2 separate regions of the Mus musculus genome follow, and region 2 is linked to region 1. Evidence: chromatin contacts called from ENCODE Hi-C or POLR2A ChIA-PET data. All regions are on one chromosome and are shown on one strand. Each heading gives the region's core, a stretch centred on a gene start or an enhancer-like site at or near the end of the contact. The rest is flanking DNA. Distances are from core to core; before and after follow the strand shown.

Region 1 (3,078 bases), core at 288-2,787:
AGCACACTGATGTGTGCTGGTGTCATGGGATCATAAAAATAAAACTTAACTGGAAGTAAATACTGGTGCTCTCTCACTTCTGCCTTAAGTCCAATGACTGACTAGTCCTTGTACCCAGTGTAGACAGGGTTCAAGGGTCAGGGACTAAAGAGCCCGTGAATGGACTTGTACACGACCCACTCTACCTCCCAATCTGCCCGCTACCTAGGATCTGGGACAAGGAATGCCTACCTGAATAGACCACACCTTTGCTGACGTTATAAAGCATGGTGCTGCCAGGCGCTGCCTGCTGGGCTGTTTTTTGGTGAAGGGGAGTTGTGTAGAGAACTGAGTTGACGGAGCTTGGAGCCTGCTTCTCTTGAATCTCAGAAGGAGGAACTCTGCAGAAATATGAAGAAATCCTCAGATCTGCTGTCAGGAGTCCCTGGGGGCAGCGTGTGTGTCCATCCTGATTCACACCAGGGCTGGAACAGTTTCTCCTGTGTCAAATAGGTGGAGGTAACAACTGGCTCCTGCTAGCCAAAGCTGGTGGCATGGGGTACAGCTCAGGATAGAAATCACCCGATCTCAAAGACCTTCCCAAGTACCTGGGCTGAGTCTGGGGATGTTAAAAGGAGGGTAAAGATACATGGACTGTGACCCTATCTCAGGCTGAAACATCCCTAGGAACTGGTGATCATACACATCTGCCAAAACCCAGCATCCCAAGGTCCCCAAGGCAAGCCCGCTTACACTGCCTAATGCTCCCTCTGTCCCCTCCAGGGCCAGTGGCCAGCCCTTTCCTGGGCAGGGACTAAGTGAACTGATACCTTAATGGTTCAGCAAACTCATAGACCATACAGATCTCAGAGGGCCTGAAATGGAAGAACAGGGCCAACTCAGACCAAGGACCCACCTGGACCCTAGAGTACTAAATCTGCTGAGACCACTCCCTGCAGTCTACGGAGGAGGAGAGGCTCCAGATCTGAAGGAGGAGAGAGATCTGGCTTGGATAAGTAAGAGATTAAAAGAGGCCCTTCAAGTCCCCAACGGCTACTGCTGCATAGCCAATGGCTCTAACACGTGGTGTGTCTATAGTAGGGCTATCAGCAGTTCGGTGCTGTAGTCAGGTAAACCTCTGATGTGGGTGGCCCCTTTATGGACTTTGTATCTTTGTGTCGCCACATTGGGAGTTGGGGGCTTCTGGGATCCTTGGTGGGTGGGCCTGTAAACCAGTAGCAGCAGACAGGCCTTGGAATCTGCCCCACCCATCCTGAGCAGCCGGAGTGGAACTTCTTCAGGGCTCCCCACCCATCTCCAAGCCCAAAATGGGAAGAAACAATTCAACAGCCCCTGCAGGCCCATACACACCCCAACACAGACGCTGGTACCCACAGGATCAGAGCACTAAAGGCGGGAGACAGAGAAAGTTCTGGCCCCTTCCACCTAGCAAGAGCCCGGCTAGTCATTCCCTCCTAACCTTCTGCGGCCACCCCTCCGAGGGTGCCAGGATCCACTCAGCTAGGAAGACGACGGGAGTCCCTGGAGAGGGCAGGTTCCGGTCTGCCCAAGAGTGAGCCAAGGCAAGGGGCGGGCCAGTGGGGGGGTGGTGTTGAAGAGGGGAGCAGGACAATGAAGAGGCGGGGCCGAGCTCGAGGGCGCGGTCCCGCCCCCGCCCCACGCCGGAGCACGCAGAAGCACTCGGAGTTCACAGAAGCCGACACCAGCGTGCCTGGCAGAGCAGGCCACTGGCATGCAAATGCCATGCAATGGACCGCGAGAGCTGAGAACCAGGAGTCAGGAAACGTCTGGCAAAGCCAGAGGCGCCTCCGCTGGCTACACCGAGGCCAGCCTGGCCAGGAAGAAGCATGCCAGGCCAGACAGGGTAACAGAGGCTAAGACTGGGGGCCACAGGAGGCCAAGGACGGCGGCACATGTGTACTCAAGAAACCGAAAGATTACAAAACTAGGCCACGTTTATTGCTGAGAATGGGCAGCGATAGTCACCTTTGAGGATTAAGGCCACAGGTGGTCTTTGTGCTTTCACTGGGACGTGGGATTTGAAAGTAGGGATTCCCTCCCACCCCAGATTGTGCAAAATATGCAGCAGCGGCCTCAGAGGCCGACGCTAGGTCTCCCCTCAGCCGGCGAGGGGCGGGACTTCCTGGTGATGCCATCTACCAATCCCTGAGCTGGAGGGTGGGCCCCGCCCACCCCCTGGTGCAGTAGTCTCCTGGGCAGAGAATCAGGCTCGGGCCGGGTCTGATGTCTGAGCGCCTAGACTCTAGGTTCAGCGAGCCTCGCCAGGATTGTATTCAGTCTCCCCAGAGGACACCTGGGAGATTCGCCGCGAGGAGCGCCACAGCCTCCGCGCGAACTGGCTGCTGCGTACCTAGCGGGAGTAGGGATGGGATGAGATGCGGTGAGCCCTGGCAGCCGCACCCCACAACCCGCCACCCTCCTGCCCGGCCGGCCAAGCTGCCCTCTTCCTCACCTCAGAAGGCTGCCCAGCGCCCACAACGATCAATTTGCCATCTTCCAGGCCCACCAGCACATGACTGCGCTCCTTGGTCACAGACACACTGTGGACCGGCACTTTCATGGGCAGGGGAGGCACGGCGGGCCGCAATCTGGAGCAGGGAAGTAGGTGTACACTGAGTCACAACTGCAAGGAAGCCAGCTAACAGACACCTTTTCGTGCATCTACTTTGTCTTCATTTGAAGTCTGGCTAAGCTGAATTCCTGGCTTATAGAACTCCCACAACTGTGTAGCTAAGGGAGGGCCAGGGCAAGAATCCCCATGAGTAACACATGCTAGTGAGTGGGTAGTATGCACTCTCTATTACCCTGTGCCAACAGCTTCCACCTAGAGGGGCCAGGAACTAAGAGCGGGGCTCACTTGTTCAAGTGGAGGATATGTAGAGAGCACTGAGCGGTGCCCAGCAGAACAAAGTCTTCTGCCACAGTCAGGGCTGTGGGCTGCTCCGTCAGGGTCACTGAAGCCCGCAACCTCCCATTCACTGAATACAGGTGCAAGGAGTAGGTGACCTGGAAGAATTGGGGACATCAGCAACCGCCTCACCATTCCAGCTGCCCCAG
Region 2 (3,078 bases), core at 428-2,927, 59 kb after region 1:
TTGGTAAATTTTTGACAATGGAAGTAAAATGGAAAGATATTGCACACAGTTGTGCTGGGCAGCTCCACCCCATCAAGTCTTTAGCCGTGTCTAAGTGTAGTGTTGCCATGGTAGCAACCTTGGCTCTGTAGTTAGTGTGGGACTCAGCTGTGCCCTCACATTCTGTTTCACTGAGCAGCTGGCCCTCTAGATGATGCCCAGCATCACAGTTCCAATTATCCCTTGCGACGAGCGCTGAGCGCTGTTCGCTGTTCTGAATACCTCTGCCTGAATTGTTCTGGTTGCTTCGACTTTCTGAACTGGAGTTTCTGGCCCAGAAATGGTTGTGTTTGGGGCTTTTGACAGTTGGCTTATATGACTCTAGAATGGTATCAGAAGCCCTTTCAACCCCGTGGTGTGTCGTAAAAGTGCTTTAGAGTCTAACAGAGAGGCCAGACATGCTTGGCATCTGTGAGTTCAAGGCCATTTGTAGTCTGTATCTAGAGCTCCAGGTCAGTCAGGGAGAGAGAGAGACAGACAGACTGACTGAGACTAGCTGTGTGCCATGTCAGGGCAAGAATTGGACCAGAGCAAGGAGCAGGCATTCAGAGAGGAGCAGCTTGAAGGCCACCCTTCCCCCTCCCCCACTGGGGTTCTGTCAGCCCCAGGCCGTGTGACTCTGGATGAGTTACTTAATTACGCTGTGCCTCTGATTTGCTCATCTACGAAAACAGGAAGGAATGCTGACCTTATAAAATGTTTGCAGTGGTTAATTGGATAAACTTGATCTTGTTCAGTAATATCAGTATTACTCAATTTAAGTAAGTTGCTTATATAATGTTATCACTCACAAGTGGGAAAAGCAGGACAGAAGTGAATGTTTGCGTCCAACTCCCGAAAGAGCTCACCTAGTCATTGGGACCCTAGTGTGATTGATGCTCTTTTGTTTTATTGACCCTACTTACATTTTATCTCTCCTGTTCTCTCCAAAAGTAGGCAAGATTGAGCTGGGATGTGGCTCAGTTGGTAGAGTCTGTTGTGCTTCCAGTAATTCAACTGGCTGTCAGCTCTCTTGAGTTTTTTTTGTTTGTTTTGGTTTTTTTTTTTTTTTTTTTTTTTTTTTTTTTTTTTTTTTTTTTTTTGGTTTTTTTCAAGACAAGGTTTCTCTGTATAGCCCTGGCTGTCCTGGAACTCACTTTGTAGACCAGGCTGGCCTCGAATTCAGAAATCCACCTGCCTCTGCCTCCCAAGTGCTGGGATTAAAGGCATGTGCCACCATGCCCGGCCGCTCTCTTGAGTTTTATTGAACCAAGGTGCTGGGTGGGTGGTGGTGACTCCCTAGGAAAAATAGCACAAGAGTCAGGTATGAGCCTGGCCCATCACTGTTGGGCAGCAGGATTTGAACCTTGGCCAGGATTCCAGTAAGCATTCCCATAGTAGGCATCATGGAGCAGAAGGTGTGCATGGGACAGTGGACCTGGTCCCCTTACTTAAGCCTCAAGTGTCCCTGCTGAAGTACCGCCAGGGCCACCTGTCCCAAAAAGGGTCCTGCAGTTTGCTTGCAACCCCAACATGGGTGCGGATTGGTATAAGGTTTTCCTTGTCCTCACCTCAGTCCAAGCCTGAGGTGTAGGCTTCCTGTATGCCTCAGGGCTTCCTGTAAGGAGAAGCCCGTCAGGAGTTTGGGAGTTCAGAGCCTCAGTTCTGGGCTGCCCAGGTGAAATGGTCTAGTCTGGCTCCCTGGAAAGGGAAAGGGGGCTGTGGTTTGTGCTGTGCCCTCTGCCTAACCTTCCAGTTGGTTATTTCCTGCTGCTGCTGGGGAGGGTGAAGTCCTGGGCACTGGAAAGGACGTGTGCTCACCCATCTGTACCAGTTGTTCCCTGTTCTGCCCTCCCTCTGCCCCCTGCCCCTCCCATTCATTCTTTAACAGGCAGGACAAGGGAGGTGTACTTTAGAGACTCTCCCCAGCCACCTAGAGAGCCACTGCCTCTTGTCATGCTGTCAATACCATCCCTTCCTTGTTCTGGGTCTGTGTGCCATTGCCCCCTTCCAACCTTGCCCTCTAAGAATCCAAAAGCATTCTGGGCTTTTCTCCAGAAAGCTGTACCCTCTCAAACCTGGTATGTGTGTGTGTGTGTGGGGGGGGGGGGGGCGTTGCCCCTCGAGTCTGACCAGGTACCTGGGGTAAGGATCCCCGTCACACTTGAATTCTCAGTGTGTGCTAATGCTTTTTCTCCTTAGCTCCCAGCTTGCAATGCATGCAATTCCTAGCATCAGGGATCTGGCCAATGTCTGTGGACTTATAAAGGAAATATGTGGGAGGGAGGAGTTACCTGCTGCCTCCCTTGCACTTGTGGCAGGATGCCCAGTTGTACTTCTGGAAAGAACAAGAGCTGACTTGGCCTGAGGCCAGTGCCCTATGTTCCTCTACCACACATAGGATATCAGTGATCCCAGGCTCAAAGCCATGGGATGCGGCAGAAGCTGCATCAGCCTGGCATGCTGCTGCCCGGTCTCAGTGGACAGTGGGGCTAGTCCTGCCTTTCTTCTGCAACCAGGAGCCCTCTTTCCTATCGCTGAGGGTATTTTGGCCAGCATGGACCCCTCACAGCCTCTGTACACATCTCAAGCCTCAGCTCTAGTCTGCAAGAAAGCTGCCACACCCTTTCTCTTTGTCCCCATAGCACTGCCACCTCCTTTGTCCAAGGCACCTTCTTTTCCCCGGTGAGTCACTACCAGAGTCTCAGCCTCGCTGCCTCCTCCCAGTCTCTCTGCAGCCTGTCCTGCCTGACTTCAGACCTAATTCCAGCTCCTATTCTGGGCCTTATCTCCGGCTTCCTTGCTGCTTTGCCAGCTGCCAGCCAGGCACTTTGTTTTTTTCTTTCTCTTTCTCTGTCCACAGGCCTCTATAGACTAGCTGTACCCACAGGAGAGCTGTGGCTCCTGCTGTGACCTACTTCTGGCCTGGTGGTCCCCAGCCTGCCATGTCACACTTTGTGAGCTCTGAGTGAGGACCAGAAGACCCATGCCTATGGCTGGTACCCACATGGAGGCCAGAAGGTGTCTGATCCCCTAGACGTGTAGTTTTAAGTGGTTTTG

What was found. Hi-C counts contacts between places; a loop is a spot of excess contacts on that map. ChIA-PET counts read pairs that join two places held with the same protein, here RNA polymerase II (POLR2A).
Region 2: POLR2A ChIA-PET joins it to region 1 with 23 read pairs in Patski. The contact joins the enhancer-like site here to the promoter of Nradd in region 1. A Hi-C loop is called at or near these places in 1 of 37 maps with a recorded cell type or tissue (left cerebral cortex). POLR2A ChIA-PET finds 5 or more read pairs at or near these places in 1 of 5 experiments (Patski).

Annotation. Positions count from the first base shown.
Region 1 is chr9:110,622,856-110,625,933 of GRCm38, forward strand. It overlaps Nradd (neurotrophin receptor associated death domain), which reads right to left and starts at 1,538. Exons shown (of 5, transcript NM_026012.2): 1 at 1,460-1,538; 2 at 232-380. The coding sequence starts at 268. Nbeal2 (neurobeachin-like 2) reads right to left here. Exons shown (of 54, transcript NM_183276.2): 52 at 2,879-3,027; 53 at 2,474-2,609; 54 at 1,934-2,371. The coding sequence ends at 2,270.
Region 2 is chr9:110,681,879-110,684,956 of GRCm38, forward strand. All of the region lies in intron 1 of Ccdc12 (coiled-coil domain containing 12), which reads left to right. Among named protein-coding and RNA genes, the nearest start is that of Gm35715, 8.2 kb to the left of the region's middle. Within about 2 kb of position 1,678, at least 1 of the 3 ENCODE cell types and tissues checked has a DNase peak (open chromatin) inside an H3K27ac peak, as active enhancers do.